Regions from separate parts of the Homo sapiens genome. Here region 2 is linked to region 1. A link is a loop called in an ENCODE intact Hi-C map of the cell type or tissue named here. Cell type or tissue: natural killer cell. All regions are shown on one strand. Links, peaks and the distances in the headings refer to the core of each region. The heading gives the core; the rest is flanking DNA. Region 1 overlaps FOSL2 (FOS like 2, AP-1 transcription factor subunit). Region 2 overlaps PLB1 (phospholipase B1).

Region 1 (8,693 bases), core at 291-8,290:
CAGCCTCCCGAGTAGCTGAGACTACAGGCACCTGCCACCACACCCGGCTAATTTTGTATTTTTCATAGAGATGGGGTTTCACCACATCGACCAGGCTGGTCTTGAACTTCTGACCTCAGGTGATCCACCCGCCTCAGCCTCCCAAAGTGCTGGGATTACAGGCATGAGCCACGGCGCCTGGCCTTTTGCTCCAATTTCTTAAGCACATATTTCAGGACTCCCAGAACCCTCAGAGAACATTTGGTTCAGCCACCACGCTTGACACAGAAGTAACGTGACAGCCCGAGAGGGCCTGTGAGGATGCCAGGGTCACCCCGCAAGGACCTCAGCCCCCTTCTTTCATCCCCAGCCAGAGAAGCAGAAGCGAGCAAGTGCACGTGGAGGGGCCGCTGTGGGAGGGGAAGAGGTGTGTGTCACCAGCCTCCTCCCCACGTTTTCCCTAACATGGATTCCTGTTCATCAGTGAGGACATACGGGCAAGGGCTTCGTTCAGCAGAGGACAGCATATTCCGGAGTGAAAAACAGTTTCCGTCTGTCTCAAGGGTCTGACGAACGTCATGAGCTTCTGAGAGGCTTCCTGTGGAGGATGTGGCTCAGGGGCCTGGGTGGCTGGGTCAGAGGGCGGGGGAGGTGGGGGAGGCAGGGGAGTAGGGTGTGAGGCCTCTGGGAGGAGGGAAGGAAAGTAGAGGAGCCTCAGGGGGCAGGGCTATTCCGGGGCGGGTGGTGAGGAGCGCCACATGGGGCACAGCTCCTTGAAGTGCCAATCACAGAAAGGTTAGTGGTGGGAGGGCCCGCTGAGGAAGTGGATTGTGGATCTGCCTCACCTGGGAATGAAGAATTCCCACTCATCCTCCCCGGCTCTAACACCTCCGAGGGCCATTACTACAGGCATCACAGAATTCACGCAATTCAATTCATTCAACACCCCAGAGTGAGGGCTGCAGGACAGAGAAAGACAAGCCTAAGTGGGTGGATGGTACCTGGAAACATTAACTCAAGTGAGGGGATGGGCCAGGCGTGGTGGCTCACGCCTGTAATCCCAGCACTCTGAGAGGCCAAGGCAGGCAGATCACCCGAGGTCAGGAGTTCGAGACCAGCCTAGCCAACATGGTGAAACCCTGTCTCTATTAAAAATACAAAAATTAGCCGGGCATGGTGGCAGGCACCTGTAATCCCCGCTAGTTGGGAGGCTGAGGCAGGAGAATGGCTTGAACCCAAGAGGCAGAGGTTGCAGTGAGCTGAGATCGTCCCACTGCACTCCAGCCTGGGCGACAAGAGCGAAACTCCATCTCAAAAAAATTATAATAACAAAAAAAGTGTGAGGGGATGTTTTCCAAAGCCCCATCCTGGGCAGTCACTGTGAGGACCACTGACAGAGTCTCTCTCATCTCCTCACTCTGAAAGCATTCCACTGGGGAGAGTCAACCCTGGCTCGGGGCTTCCTCCACACAGCACACGGCCCTTCCTGCAGGGCCAGGCTCTGAAGGGAGTTACGTGACGTTGGTCAGGTCAAGCTTAACAGAGGGAAGGGCAGGGCTGCGGGTCCCCAGGTCTGGGCAATTAGGCGGCACGGGAGAGTGACTCACAAGAGCAGCACGCGGTACCATGGCCACAGCTCTGAGTTCATGATAGAGGTGGGGAACCCGCCTGCCCATAAAGGAAATGAGAAAACCCCAAGAAAATACAACCCTGCTGCCACGTGACCTATCTCCATCAAGACTTCTCCCTGGCCCAACCCAGAGTGCTTAGGCCAGGCTGGGCCACTCCTGATGGCGGCAGGCATGGGAGTGGCTGGAACCTCGGGAAGCAGCCCTGGATGGGGCAGGTCTGGACCTGCCCTGGCTCCCACCCTCCATCATCCCTCACCCAGGAGCCCCCACAGTTCTGTGAGCAGAGAACACTCAGGTGCTGCGTAAAAACCGTGGCTAGCACCCCCACAGAAGGTTGTTCATTTCTTCCCTCTGGGCCCTGGCTGGTGCTAAACGCCACCTCCCTCTCTCTCTCTCTTTTCAATCAACACAATGCTGACCCATGTGTCCAAAGGAAGGAAAGCTCTATCTCCACTGACTCATCTGTAGGGCATTTGTGGGTAAGGAGACAGCTGTGGGAGAGAGGATCAGGACCCCCGGGGCTCTCACTCCAGCCCACCCAGAGGTGCTCCCACCCTACGCAGAGTTCCTCACCGCCTGCAGCTTCTCTGTCAGCTCCCGGCGTCGGTTCCGGCACTTGGCTGCAGCCAGCTTGTTCCTCTCCCGCCGGATGCGACGCTTCTCCTCCTCTTCAGGAGACAGCTAGAGGCCAAAGCCAAGGATCATGGTTAGAACAGAGACAATGGTTCACAGTATTTTTTAAAAACTGTATTTTAAGTAAGGCAAGAAGCCCTTCTGGAAATGGAGAAAGGAGAAGGAAGGGCAAGAGGAGCATGGCTGGACTCAGAGGCCCCAGAACATGTGGATCCCTGATGTCTGGCTGCCTGGGAGGGCTCTTTTGAGCTGAATCTGCCCCGGAAGGTGATGTCCAAGTTTAAAGTCCATGTTTAAACAGGACAGCAATGGGTCAGAGATTCACTGGCCCAGGCATGATGGCAGCACCTATCACATCAGCCCTGATTCAGTGCTCAGGCCAGAGAGAAGGAGCTGGGGATGCTTCTCCAAGAGTCCCCTCCTGCCAGCCAGGCGTGGCCCCACCCACTTAAGCAGCTTCTTCCAAACCCTGGCTAATTTCTCCTCCCATCACTCTGCCTGCTCTGCAAGCCTCATTATCCCCATTTTGTTAAGTAGCTGGGCCTGGAGTCCCCACACAGGTTAAGAACCACCCAGGGGGGAATGTTATGTTGCTGATGGGAGGGCCAAGAGTGCCACTCCACTCCCGATTTCCTCTGCCAATCCCAGGGTGCCAGCTGCTCACGGTTCAACCCCAGGTACTCCCCCACATGCCTGGTACAGTGCTAAGTTGGACAGGACATGCAAAAGGAAGAGGAGCCCCCAGCAGGTAAAATCCTGCTGCCCACCATATCTGTCCACTCAACAAGTGAGCACCTGGTTCCATGTGCAAGATGAAGTTCTACGGGCTTGGGATTTATCTGCGAACCAAACAAAGGAAGATTCCCCTGCAAAGAGCTTAGGATCTAGCTTCTTCCAGTGAGACAGTTAGGAATCTGTCACTCATACCGGAAAGCATGAACTCTGCTCTACTGAGCAGGGCAAATGCTCTGGTTCTACAGAGCCCTGCAGAGCTGTGACCCCAATGCCTCTCTCAGGCAGAGGTGACACAAGGAGACGGCTGTGGGCCAAAGCAGAAAGCAACACAAAGGGAAAGCCCACCCATTCAGTTATCAGACGTTGACTGCACACCTACTAACTGCCCGGTGCTACACTAGGAGCTTAGAAGATCTCAAGGGGAATAAGACCTGGGTCAGCTCTCACGGGACACCTGGGGGCAAAATCAAAGCTACTTTTGGAGGAGCAGGGAGAAGCTACCCCAAGGAGGGATACTGCCTGGACTTCAGGTCACCCCATGAAGGAAAGAGCCACTGTCCTGGTTGGGTCCAAGTCAGAGTCCCACAATGCTCCCTTTAGCCCTGGAGGTCTGTTGCTGTGATGTTTTGAACAGCAAAGAGAGGACAATCATCACAGCACCAGAGAGGACAATCCCATGCCTGTCACACAGAGGGAAGTCCACAGCCCGGCTGAGGTCATGAGGCCATTTGGCCAAGGCCCTGAATACTTCCTGCTCCTAAACCTGTCTTGTCTTGAGCCCAGCAGAATTGCCAAGAAAGCCTTATGGCCCTGCTGCAGGCCTGGGTTTAGGGCTCACCACTGAAAGGGCCACCAGGGCTCCCCTTAAGGCCCAGGAAGCCCCCTAGATCCCTCGCTAATGAGAGGCAGAAAAGAAGGAGGCTGGCCTTGACCCAGTTCAAGCCCTCCTTCCCCCTTGGCTGCTTCTGGACAACTTTTGGCCTCCTGACTGACCTAGAAGTCTCTCCCCTGACTGGTGAGGTGTGGGGCAACTTGTGGGAGCTGTCAACATAGGAAGTGTTCAGGGGCGGTGAGATCAACATGGTTCCAGCTTGAGTGTGTCAGCAGCACCATGTACCCACCCACAAGCCACACACACCCTCCCCTCCCCACCTCCTCAGAGTCGCCGCCACAGGGCACAGAGGGAACCTCCCAAGAGGAGGCCTATGAGGCACCAGGCCGGCTCCGGAGGCAGGCTCCTCCCTAGCAGGGAGGCTGGGGGAGGCTGGGGACGGCCGGAGTAAGCTTCAGAGCAAAGCCCTGAGGGCTGGCAACCTGAACAGCCAAAGTTCTAGGCTGCCACTGCCCAGGCTTCCTTAAAGCTGCTGGGAGATGTGTGAATTCCCAACTGATGTGGGATACAATGCTCCTTGTTCTCTCCCTCCCTCTCAAAAAAGGAAGGAAACTCTCCAGACAGATTGTATGAGGCACGCCTAGGTGGTGTGGTGGGAAAACCACAGGGCCAAAGGTCAGGAGAAGTGGGTTCCAGTGCTGGCTCTGCTACTAATTCACTGTGAGACTCTAACAGGGCCCTTCACCTTTCTGGGTCTCCGTTTCCTTGTCTGTAAAATGGGTATAAAGGGAAAATGAGAAAAGATGGTCTCCAAAGTCCCTCTGGATACAAATTTCTAAATTTGGTGTGAGGTAGGCCCAGAAGAGAATGGAGAGCGTGGCCGGGCGCGGTGGCTCACGCCTGTAATCCCAACACTTTGAGAAGCTGAGGCGGGTGGATCACCTGAGGTCAGGAGTTCGAGACCAGCCTAGCCAACATGGCAAAATTCCATCTCTACTAAAAGTACAAAAAAAATTAGCCAGGCATGGTGGTGCATGCCTGTAATCCCAGCTACTCAGGAGGCTGAGGCAGGAGAATTGCTTGAACCGCGGAGGTGGAGGAGGTTGTAGTGAGCCGAGATCGTGCCACTGCATTCTAGCCTGAGTGATAGAGCAGGACTCCATCTCAAAAAGAAAAAAAAAAAAAAAAAAAAAAAGGGAATGGAGAGCATTCAGCACATCCTCAGGCTTTGTGGTCCTGCTAGCCCCAAAGAGTACCTGGCAAGCCTGGCTCTCACTCAGGATCACTTATATCCCAGAAGAGTCCAGCTCATCAGTGAGTATAAGGCTTTGCACCTTGGATTCCGTGAAGGAAGCCTATTTATAAAAGTCCTTACAAGCATGGCTACTGCAATATTTACAACTGCAATTATAGAAAGCAACTGTGAGGAGGATACTGGCCACTTGCTCCAGCAGCAGAGGCCCAACATGCAGCTGTGAATCCATTATAGTGTCTAGCAGACACACCTCCCCAAGTGGCTCTGCACCGTGGTTCTGCCATTAACAGAACAAACCAACAAGTAGTGGATACAAGACCCAGCTTTGTCCTCGCAGGAGCAGAGCTCCTGAGAAAGCTTCCAGTTTCTTGGTGTGGTGATCCCTGTAATTCCAAGTATCCTGGGGTCTGGATCTACCCTGATCCACTGGGAACCATGTTTGAAAGGTCCGTATATTGGAACATTGTGGCCCTGGGGATCACAGAGTGAAGATGGACAGTGGTTGAAATGAGGAAGGGTTCCAAGGCTGTCACTGAAATAGTTTCCCAGGATAACAATTCATTTGAAAAAGGGATTCCACTGCTAAAGTATTTTTCCCTTCCCTGGGCTCAGGGTGGCATAGCCCTGGAGAAAGAATACTGCATAGGGGGTCCAGGGAACTGGGATCTAGCCCAGACTTCCCCACTCACTGGCCGAGTGGCCACACACAGGTATGTCTGGCCCTTGCTTGTATCATCTGACATGGGGGAGAGGTGGGGCTCTCTGAGGCTTTATCCCATTCTTTCTGGAATTATGCATGATTCTGATTTCCCTTTCCAAGACCAGGGAACTTGGCACTGCCCTGGCTTACTGCTGATCCAGGCAATGAGCCTCTTGAGTACTAGGTAGGTGCTGCCTAAATAGCAGAGCCCCCCCTTCCCCATTTTCTGGCTTCCCTCCCCAGCCAGGTTAATTCTTTCTCAAAGCTGAGCCCCTTGAAGAGAAAAGGGCTGATGTCTGGCCTCCCCTGCCTCATCCTCCTGTCCATGCCACTGAACAGACTCCTAAGGCCCCAGAGTTACTGCACCTCTGGAACATGCATTCCAGGCCCTTGAAATAGGCTCCTGCTCCGAGTTGGAGGCCTAGAACACTGAGGAGGAATGGGAAGTCGTGGGCAGTACCGACCCAGAGCTTGACCCCGTAGGTCTGCTGGGTGCCTGGCCTGCACTAGACCCTGGGAGACGGCTAAGGGATAATCCTAAAAAGCTCACAGCCAGGGTTCATTGGCTGCTTGTCCCATGGCCCTTTTGCCAAGGATCAGAGAAGGATCCTGCTGTGGGCAGGTCGTAATGGTCCTTCCCATCTGTAGCCAAGTCCTGGCTTGCAGGGACCATGATCCCCATTTTGTGGCTGAGGAAAGTGAGACTCAGAGATTCTAAGGGACATAAGCGAGATGACAGAGCCAGCCTGAGTCTTGGCTCTCCAGCTCGGCCTCCAGTAAGGGGGATGACGTGCTCTTCGACCCCTAGCTCCCTTGTCTCCCCTGCTCTCAGAACATTAACCCTCCCAGTCTGCAGAAACCCGTTCTGTGTTTCTGGGGCTCTGAAAGCCACTGACGTGGCTCCTTCCCACTGGTCTGAGCTGTACCTGCTCATCTCTCCTCCTGCGGCCCACGGTGGTGCCAATGGTCTTGATCACGCCAGGTCTTGGGAGGGCCATGTGTCCAGGGACAGAGGCCAGGCCCGGCAGGGGGCTGTAGGGGTGCGAGCGAGGGTATGGGTTGGACATGGAGGTGATCACTGTGGGCTGCACCATCCACTGCAGGTCCTGGCTGGTCGTGATGGCGTTGATGGTGGGGATGAATGCACTGCCTGAGCCAGGCATATCTACCCGGAATTTCTGAAATGAGGAAAAAAAATACAAATGAGCCAATAAATACTAAGCTGAACAGGATAGTTAATAATAATTGAACAGAGCTGAGGCAAAAACCAGCACAGAGCACAGTCAGTGTTCGAAGGGCAAGGTCAGGACCCCAGGTGGGCCTGGACAAGTCCTGTGCATCCAAGAATCAAGGGGGGAATCTTAATTATGCCTGGGGCTTCACGTCGGATCTGCTCCCTGACTGGGGTCCTGAGAACTCCATCCCCAGGTGGCTCAGTGAGGATACTGTCCTATTCCAAATGACTTCCAAGATAGACGTGGTCCCCAGCACTCACACTCGGCAGGCCCTCTTGGCAGCTCTCCAGGATACACATCTGCAGGATGTGGCACCTGGGTTTTTAAGCCTCTGAGTCGCCTGCCAACTGTTTCTCAGGGTACCAGCTCAGGACACCTTGAAGGGATTTGCACACCAGTAGCCTTGGACCAACAAAGATCACCAAGGGAGCATACTGTGTCTGCCTTTGTCACTTTCCAAAGAGGTTCAGGACAGAGCTATGACTCCATCAGGGCACAGCCAGGTCCGTGAAAAGATGTCCTCTAACCCAGGAGACTAACAAGTAGCGGCATTTGCAGCCAGACATCCCTTGCTGTCCTTGTCCCTCCTCCCTTCCCATCATCAGCATCTTGCTTGGGGCAGACTGGCTGAGTGTGTCTCTCTACCCAGCTACATAGGCATTGATCTATGTTCACAGATGTTTCTGTGGGAAACTCTGGTGCTGCTAGTGCAGTTTTCTCCCCGCTTCTTAATTTATGCCCAGACCACGTTGCAGAGCTCTCTGGAACATGCTGCAGGAAGCATTCTATTTAAAATATAAGATGATGACAGAGTATAGAAACTAAAATGGGCTGTGCTCCTTAGCAGCTGGTCCTGACCTTTCTCCAAGGCAGCTACTGGAAACTGCAAGAAGCGGGAAGGAGAGAAGAGCCCCCTACTTCCAGCTTTTCAGAGGCAAGTCCCCCTAATGGAACCCAGGTGAACCTTCATCTTCAGATGACTCCTGTGTCCACATAAAGCTTCTCCAAGTAGTTTCTTCCCCACTTAAAAACTGGGTGAGATGAAGACAATAGCTAACAACACTTCCTGGGCACTTACTAAATGTCAGACACCATGGCTTACCTAGATTATCTCACTAATTCTCTCTCTGAGTGAAGAACGACCATTAGCTCCATTTTAGGGACAGAAATTTAGGCTTAGTGAGATTAAGTAACTTATTCAAGGCCACATTGCTAATAAGCAGCGGGGTCAGGATTCAAACCCAGTCCAGCCTGACAAAGAGGCCAGAGCCCCTGAACACAGTGGTATACAAGCTCCTTTTCCATTGCTTTCTTCCTCAAAATCCAGCCCTAAGTGCTGGTTATCCACCCCCACTGCCCTCAGACAGAGTGTCAGGTCATCCCCTATAGACCTCCCCTCTCACAAAGAAGGTACCACAGGTCTGTCTGGCCCCGAATGGAACCCCACTATCATTAGCATGGATGCTGTAGAACCCTCCCTATGCTGGTCCAATCAGACCAACTAGGATAGAAGCATTCGCAGCAATGGAAGCTGGCACCACCATTGTCTTTGCCTTGTCACAACATCAGGGTTCCTGCTGTGTAAATAACACATAGAGTACCTCACTACAGCTGACAGAGCTGGGGACCCCTTCTTGCTCAATTCCCTGCTATCTGCCTGACCCTAGTCTGCATGTTGGAACGGCTGCCTCAT
Region 2 (8,693 bases), core at 403-8,402, 140 kb before region 1:
CCCTTTCACTTTCCTTTCTTCTATTTGCTCACCCTCCCATCAATCTGCCTCAGCCTTAGTCACCCTTCAAGACTGAGGTCGTGGGTATCCTTTGGAAAGCCTTCTTCAACTTTCTCCTGTCTAGGTTAGTTTCTCTTCCTCTGTGTTCCCAGAATACCCCATGAAAACATGCATTACAGTACCTATTATAGTACCATTGTGCTATAATTGCCTGTTGACTTGTCTATTTCTCTACCAGACTGAGTTCCTTGGGACAAGTCCTATTTTTTATTTACATTTTAATCTCTCATACCTGGTATCCATCCATCCACCTATCCATTCATTTTTTCATTCAACAAATAGTTATTGCTGCCTACCCTGAGTTCCTGCCTCACTGAGCTTGCATTCTAGTGGTACACAGCAGATAGTCAATAAATGTGTCCTGAAGAAATGTATCACTGCATTTATCCAATGATAATGATAGCAATACTTATATAGAACTCATGGTATGCTAGATTCTATTATAAGTGCTTTATACTTACTGACTTATGACATTAATAACTCCGCAAGGTACGACTATTACTGTCATTATTTCCCAGGTTAAAAAACTAAGGCACAGAGAGGTTAAGTATCTTGCTCATTGACACAGAGCCCATAAGTGAAAGAGTCTGCATCTGAACCCAGAGCTGGTTACTTTACCTCACTGTGCCATGCTGCGTCTCAGGTGTATGCTCATTGCTATGCTGGTTAGTGTGAGTCAAGTTGATAAATCGAGTCTTTCACACTGTGTCTGTCAGGGTGGAAGCCCAGGCCATCAACTCTGCCTCCACTATTTGGAGCAAATCTCACCCTTTTCCATAAAATAGGGAGGGAAGAATGTCACTAGGACCAAATTTGTCTCAGCTCACCTCAGTCCCCCCTTCTCTGGGAAAGAAGACATCAACCCTTGAGTGTTCCTTGCTTTCCCAGAGGAGTGCAGGGTGCCCTGCCTAATCTCCATGGGAAGTCTCAGGGAGACTCCTGAGAAAAGCAGTGAGCAAGGCATGAGCGCCCGTCAGGGGCCCCCTACCAGTGTGGACCCACTCAAGGGCTTTCGAGCTCCACACAATCTGGGTTCAGACCTCACCACAATTCTCCGCTCTTTCTTAATTTTCTCTTCAGATGAAGTTCTCAGATGATTTTAGAAGAATTTGTCAGAGATTTGGGAAGGGTCAGAAGAATCTGTCTTACATCAAAACAGATTGGGAACAGGAGGTGCTGGGCAGTGCAGACACTCTGTCAAGCCTCCCATGCTGGTTGCGGAGGCAGCTCGGAAGATGAACTGTGGGGGAGACCTGCTTCCAGGCACCCAGGGGATGGCCACATGCTGGATCCTTCTCCCTCCCCCAGCCTGTCCTGACTGAACATCAGCGGTTAGTAGCAGACCTCCATATGCCTAGGGGCAGCGGGAGTTCCAGGATGTTAAGAACCACATGGAATGGCTGGGCGTAGTGGCTCACATCTGTCACCTCAGCACTTTGGGAGGCTGAGTTGGGTGGACCATGAGGTCAGGAGTTCGAGACCAGCCTGGCCAACATGGTGAAACCCTGTCTCTACTAAAAATACAAAAAAATAGCCGGGTGTGGTGTTGCGCGCCTATAATCCCAGCTACTCAGGAGGCTGAGGCAGGAGAATCGCTTGAACCCAGGAGGCTAAGGTTACAGTGAGCTGAGATCACACCATTGCACTCCAGCCTGGATGACATAGCGAGATTCTGTCCCCGCCCTCCTCCCACCAAAAAAAAAAAAAAAAAATTGTATTGAGGTTGCAAATCTGGCCAGTTGATCTGCTTTAAAATAATCCAGGCTGGGCGCCGTGGCTCACATCTGTAATCCCAGCACTTCGGGAGGCTGAGGCAGGCAGATTGCTTGAGGTCAGGATTTCAAGACCAGCCTGGCTAACATGGTGAAACCCCGTCTCCACTAAAAAAAATACAAAAATTAGCCAGGCATGGTGGTGTGCGCCTGTAGCCCCAGCTACTCAGGAAGCTGAGGCAGGAGAACTGCTTGAACCCAGGAGGTGGAGGTGGCAGTGAGCCGAGATGGCACCACTGAACTCCAGCCTGGGCAACAGAGTGAGACTCCATCTCAAAAGAAAAAAAAAAAAAAACCACGTGGAAGGTTCGAAAGATTCAGCAAGAAGTACAGCCCCTGGTTCATCTGCATGTTTGTCAATTACAGAAAACCTTTCCTTACCTCAAGCTTGTCTTGGGGTTTCTGCAGTCTGGTCAGGTAGTTGCTGTTTCTGTAGCTGAACAGATAGGGGCTCTCCTGCAGGGAAAGGTGACATGTTGGAATCGTGACCCTAGAAGTCTGTATCCCTTAATTATCAGGCTTCAGCATCCAGTGATGCTTTTGGCCAACTAGGAACATTCACATCACGCTTCCAGTGAGGACCAAACCATTCTCTGGCTCTTCTCTCTGGTCCCTGAAGGACTCATGAATGCGTTGACATTTCCCATTTGTGATAGCCAGTCTCTCTTGCTCTTTACCCTGGGGGTTCATGCTACCAGGCTAAGTATATATATTTTGATGAGAAGGGAATCTAATTTTAAGCTTCTTGGCAGCCAAAGCAAAAAGTGCAAGAAGGTGAATTGTATACTTATTATTGCATAGTAACAAAAAACTTACCAATTCATCAAGAAAGCCAAATACTTGACTAGCATTAAATGATAGAAAGACTAAAAATACAAAAAAATTAGCTGGGTGTGGTGGCACGTGCCTGTAGTCCCAGCCACTTGGGAGGCTGAGGCAGGAGAATCGCTTGAACCCGGGAGGCAGAGGTTGCAGTGAGCCAAGATTGTGCCACTGCACTCCAGCCTGGCAACAGGGCGAGACTCCGTCTCAAAAAAAAAAAAAAAAAAAAAAGAAAGAATCTCATTCATTTATGTCCAGTTATTTTCTCATCCACTTATTTGGAAACATTAATTATAAGCCTACTACATACTAGGCACATATTTAAGATGTAGTCAAAATGATCCACTTTTCAGGTACTTAGATACTCACCATCCCTCCCTTCTTTGCCACTCTGAGGTAGAGGAAGGTCTGGAAATGGCATCTGGGGCAGAGGGCCAGGACCCAGAGGCAGCATTTGGGGCCAGGTGAGCTGTGGCCTTGTTCCTATGCCTTCCACAGGCATGGAGGGGGCTGCAGTTTTGCTAGAACAGCTCTCATGGCCCACAACTGTAAACATTAGGGCTGCTATGTATGCAAAACTGTGTGCAGGCCCAGAAGAACAGAAACAGGATTCACATCTCAGGTAAGACCCACTTCACAGCAAAGCCCACTTGGCCACCCCACCTGCGCCCTCGATTCAATAAGAGTCCCTCCTCTGCCCAGTCCCTCCTACCTGAGAGGGACACTTCATTGGCCTCCCGTGTTTTACACTCAATGGCTCATCTTTCTCTCCTGCTGGCTCCATCTAGAAAGGAACGTGGGCTTTAGAACAGGGAAGTTTTGTGCAGGTAGCAGCCTGCCAAGTCACCAGTGAGAAAGACTCATTAGTCCAGCAGCAGTACCAGGGAACGCATTAGAAATGCACGTGTCCAGCCCCCATCCCCAAACTACTGAGTCTGAGACTCTGGGGCTGGGGCAGCAGTCTGTGTTGTAAGCAGCTCTCCAGGCGATTCTGATGCACACCCGAGTTTGAGAACCACAGCATGAGAAGCAGCATCGGTTTTATATATATATATATAGAAGGGACTTCCTAGTCTACCTCTCCTAGAAGGAAAAGCTGCACAGCAGAGGTTGAGGTGGGGCCCAGCCAGCCAGGACAGAGCTGGGACTCCAACATTGGTGTCCTGCATCCAACCAAACATCTAGCAATGGGTCACACAGCTTTCTGATCACGTGGGGGCCGGTTATCCAGCTTGGCTTCTTGTCCCCTCCTTGCTGCCCAGCTACTTTCTGGCTCACTGATTCAAGTTCCCTTAGACAGGAGAGCCAGTATGGGAAGGAAGGGCAAATGCATCGCTTTTTACATAAAGCATGTATTCTTTCCCAAGTCCTCCCCGCAGCCTGTGTCCACAACCCAAATGTAGGTAAATCTGCGCACAATAGAGAATGGAAACCCTCTGTTCCCTGAGAACTGCTTTCACAGCTTTGAGTGAAGCAAGTTATGGGGCCTGGGTCAAGTCTCATGTCTTTCACGGGGTCACAAATACAGTGACATGGAACACAGCACAGCCAACACTCACAAACCGCTAGAGTATCTAGTGAGCCAGGAGTGGGTGGTGTGGTATCCGCTGTGAAATAGGCAGCTACTTAAATGACAACCACGAAGGCCATCAAATGACATCTAATAACGTAGATAAAACATTTATAGTATAACAGCAGGAGAAACCAGCAGATTATCAACTTAGTAAAGCATTAGACATAGGGAAGTGAAGGCCGTTAAAGAATTAGAGGGAAGGAGGGATTTTTTTTAAAAGTTGTTTTTGTTATTTTTAAATGTTCATTATACATATATAAACACTTACAAAGAAAAATGCAATAGCTTGGAGGGATTGCAGATTTTCTTCTGCACGGGCTATTTCCTACTGTTGGAGAACCAGTTTTACTGTCATCTGGCTGCCCACAGGTGCTGGGCTCTGGTCGTACCTCTGGCCCTCACCTCCCCTTCCAATGACTCTGCCAAGGAACGTGGGAAGCTACTGGATGGGGCAGCCTGTCTGGCTCAGTCACAGCTTCTACCAACCTCCATGAGGATTTTCAGATTCCTCAGCGGTATCTTACCCCAGCATCTGTGCCCCAATAAGCAAGAAACAAGAAAAGAACTTTACCCTTAGTGGAATTGGCTCTTCAGCCAGACTGAAAGAGAATCAGATAAGGAGGTATAATTAGCTGAACATTTGGAAAAGGAGTGGCAACTCTCTAGCTCAAGGCCTAGGAGAGGAAATGGACTCCACGCTTCTTTCTGTTTTATTCTGATGGTGGCCGCTCCTAGAAACAAGGTCCCACCTGGAACATTCAAGGCGGCTGTCAAAGGAAGTATTGAGCAGGCCTGGGTGAGGGCCAGGTGCTGATCTGTCTTGCCACCTTCTCTTCCCCAATTTTTTTTTTTTCTTTTTTTTTTTTTTGGAGACAGGGTCTCATTCTCATTGCTCAGATTGGAGTGCAGTGGTGCGATCACAGTTCATTGCAGCCTTGACTTCCTGAGCTCCGGTGATTCTCCCACCTCAGCTTCCCGAGTAGCTGGGACTATAGGTGTGTGACACCATACCCAGCTAATTTCTTGTATTGTAGTAGAGGCAGGGTTTTTGCCATGTTGCCCAGGCTGTTCTCAAATTCCTGGCCTTAAGCATTCCTCCTGCCTCGGACTCCCAAAGTGCTGGGATTACAAGCATGAGCCACCACGCCCACCTTTCCCCAACCTTTCAAGAATTTAATCCATAATGGAATCTGGAAAGAAACCTTGAAAGAGCCATATCTAAATGACTCTGACAAAGTGGATAAAGCAGAGTCTATTTTTTTTTAAAGGGCCTCAAAGAAGGAAAATTCATAGATTTTCCCAAGAAACCCATTTCCGTTGAGAACTTTGTCCTAAATGTCCCTTTAGGAGTCCCCTCCATCCTCCTTGCTTCCATTCATTCCCTTTACACTGGCTCTGACCCTTTCTTCTCCTGCATCCCCAATCCCCAGAAAGGATGGAAATGACACAGTTACTTCAAATAATTCCTCATGTGTGCCTCTTTCTCCTGCCACACTGTGGGTCCCATAAATGCACATGTGCTATTTACTCCAGGGACAACCGGGGCTGGTCTGGGCTTCCACCCCACTCTGCACATCTCCCCAGCACGGCTTCCTGCCACCGAGGAATGAACTGCAGTGTGGGAGGGGTGAGGGCAATGACCTTAAAAATCCTCTCCGAGCAGCAGAATCCTCCCTGGACTGTGAGCAATCCCCAAGTTCCTTATTCTGCCTGTGGCTTCGGCACCTGGTGTAGACTCGGCATAAGGTGGGGTCAGTGATTGCTGAGAGGGCCAGGGACATCAGTTCCCTAAAGGTGGGTCCCCTTCAAAACGACTGATGTACAAGAATTACCAGAAATTATTGCGGCAGCAGCAGAAAGGGCCTAGGGAATGAACCGTGTCCCAGACACAAAATCCTCCTCGGCTTGGCACCAGGAGTGCAAGCTTCAGCCTGGAGGCCTCACTCAGCCAGGACAGTTCCAGGCATGTTTAGATGGGGCTGCTGTCACCTCCCATGCTGATGGGTGGAGCTTTTCCTTTGCTGGTCCTCAATGCTCACCTATGCTAGGGCTTGGAGGATGAGGGAGGGAGGGAGGATGCTGACGTGGTCTGGGTATGTGGCTTTGTGGGCTGCAGAGCTGAGAGCTATCCTCCTTCCCTACAGCTGTGTCCGGGGGTGTCTGAGGACAGAGTAATGGACCTGGACTCCCTGTGATCATGGGGATTCTGCCAGTCCCTCTCTGCTCCCCACACAGAGGGCAGCCCTCACCTGGGCTCTGTGTGTCTGCGAGGGTAGACACAGAACAGGTACACCTGCCTTCCACCTCGATGTCCCAGTCCAGCCCAGCAAAGAATCACAGATGTGGTGGCAGAGACTCCCGCCCTCCCCGCACCTGGAGGATGCAATTAGCGAAACCAAGGGTAGGAAGGAGCCCAATGCCCTCCCATATTTTCACAAACCCTTGGGTGCTGGCTAAGGGTGCTTAGACCTTTTTGGCAGGTAGAGAAAATGGACACCCCGAAAGACCGTGTGACTTGCCTCAAGAAACCACCGAAAGTGGGACCGAAATCAGAGCCCGGGTTTTCTGGCTCCTGTCCAGTGCCCTTCGCCCTAACCTGTTATACCCGTCGCTTCTCATGGCTGAATTCGGGTCTGCAGGAGCTTCTGATGTGTTCCAGCAGCTGTGCTCGATCCGGGAACTGTGGGATGGTCTGGCATTTTGCTTGTGAGGAAACGAGGGACTGGGGATGCTTGGGGAACCCCCTCCTATCCTGTCTCTCCCTGCCCCCCATGTCCCTGCTGGCTGAGGCTGCAGGAAGCTTGGGGTTTGCACTGGCACTGGGAAACCGGACTTGTATGGGTGTGGAGAGAGTGAGGTCACTGCTTACCTAGGAAAGCCACATCCTCCTCCTCTTCTAAGCCCTTGTGACACTCTCTGTGTCGCAGGCCTTTGGCCTTGAGGGTGAGACCTTCCATTCCTGTGTACGTGCTCATTCTGACCCTCGAGTAGTTTTAAGAGACCGTACGTGGGGTGTACCTTATTTGTATGCATGGGACCATCACCTGGCAGCTCTGTAAAGGTGGTTATTATTGCTATTGCCACCAATATCAAGGACAAATAGCATGATGAAAGGAGAAAGGGATAGGAATCCAGCCCTCTCCCTGGACCTGCCCTCTCCAGCTTCTCTGTCTGGTGCTCAAGGGCTCCTTTCACGCTGGGAGCCTTATCTCCGTATCTCTTCTCTTATCAGACAGGCCTCTTCCTGCCCTTGCTGCTGCATCTGACGCATTCTTCTCTCCATGCCCTTTGCTCACAAAGGTCCCTTTGCCTGGGAACGCCCTCCGTGACCTCCTCCAACACATTTCACAAAGCCCATTCAAATCCCCTCTTCATGGGCTCTCCCGGCCTCATTGTTCACATTGCTTCTTGGTGCGTGGCCCAGCACAACACTGCTGGCTGAGTCCCTTTTGACTCTCGTTCCTCTGGGCTGTCTGGCCCTTCCCAGCTACACCTGAAGCCTGGTGAGAACAGAAGCCACATTTGGTGGGTCTCTTGTATCCCCCTTGGAACCATGGAGGGTACAAGGGCAGGGTACAAGGTGGTATGGTGGTACCTTCAAGGGCAAGCCATGTCACAGGTGTCCTTTTGTTGGTTGGGAGAAAGATGGCAGGAGAGGAGAGGTTTGGCTGAGCTGGAATCATCAGCCCTCCTCTCCCTGAGAGAGGGCTTGGGAGAGCAGTCCCTGCTGGAGGGGCCAGGTTCCTCTTCTCTGCCCATCATGGGAGATCAGCAGCAAAGTGGATTTCTGGGGACATAGTCCCCGCAAGTGCCAGGCACACTGAGAGACGTCCCTGTTCAGAGAACTCAAATGCCTTCTTCAAAGGACAGACAGTAGGTTTCCAGTGCCAGGGACTGTCGGAGGCCGTGCCCCTTCCCTCCCTACACTCTGTTTCACACTGGCTCATGTGTGCTGAAATGCAGCTGTCCCTGGTACTCAACACAGTATGTCAGTTGTGGAGACGGATCCACAAAAGAAGAAAAATGAATTTCTGTCACTAGAATTCTAAAAATAAGGCAGCTTGGGTGGGAAGAAAATAAATGGCAAATTCAGGTCTCTGTCTGACGCCCTGAAAAGGTTCAAAGCCTCGACGTCGACGCCACATTCCATCCCCTGACTAATCCCAGATATCCCTGGGGGCCCTTTGGAATCTGGGGATATCCTGTTACAGTTACAGTAAAAAGGCCAATCCACGTGGAGTGCTTACTACAGGCCAGGAGCGAGCTGCGCGCTAGATATGTTGGGCCAGGGGCTGACCTGGATTTTGCAGAAAGAGCATTGAGACCTGAGTTCACAGAGCTTGTGAGTGGTGGGCTTAGCATTCCAACCCAGGCCTTCATCACGCTGCAGCCCACGCTTGTTCCAGGCACCACCTTGGGCCTTGACAACCGCACAACACCGCCTAAGTGTGAGGGCAGGCTGGACA

What was found. Peaks named below come from ENCODE experiments on the same cell type or tissue, not always from the same donor. Only the 100,000 strongest peaks of a DNase experiment are listed, where the experiment ranks them.
Region 2: it touches region 1 in a loop (4-fold over the local background); 2 of 110 quality-filtered maps call a loop at or near these places.

Annotation. Positions count from the first base shown.
Region 1 is chr2:28,402,357-28,411,049 of GRCh38, reverse strand. It overlaps FOSL2 (FOS like 2, AP-1 transcription factor subunit), which reads right to left. Exons shown (of 4, transcript NM_005253.4): 2 at 6,692-6,943; 3 at 2,184-2,291. Among named protein-coding and RNA genes, the nearest start is that of FOSL2-AS1, 12 kb to the right of the region's middle. RefSeq lists an enhancer at 1,498-1,577. In natural killer cell, for the core only: a CTCF peak has its summit at 4,157; DNase peaks (open chromatin) are centred at 589, 1,619, 4,109 and 7,279; H3K27ac peaks cover 5,136 bases.
Region 2 is chr2:28,543,605-28,552,297 of GRCh38, reverse strand. It overlaps PLB1 (phospholipase B1), which reads right to left. Exons shown (of 58, transcript NM_153021.5): 15 at 3,367-3,438; 16 at 2,214-2,288. Among named protein-coding and RNA genes, the nearest start is that of PLB1, 52 kb to the right of the region's middle. RefSeq lists a silencer at 1,640-1,840 and enhancers at 1,602-1,896, 6,257-6,756. In natural killer cell, for the core only: no CTCF peak of the experiment used is centred there; DNase peaks (open chromatin) are centred at 4,237, 6,297, 7,067 and 7,457; H3K27ac peaks cover 3,743 bases.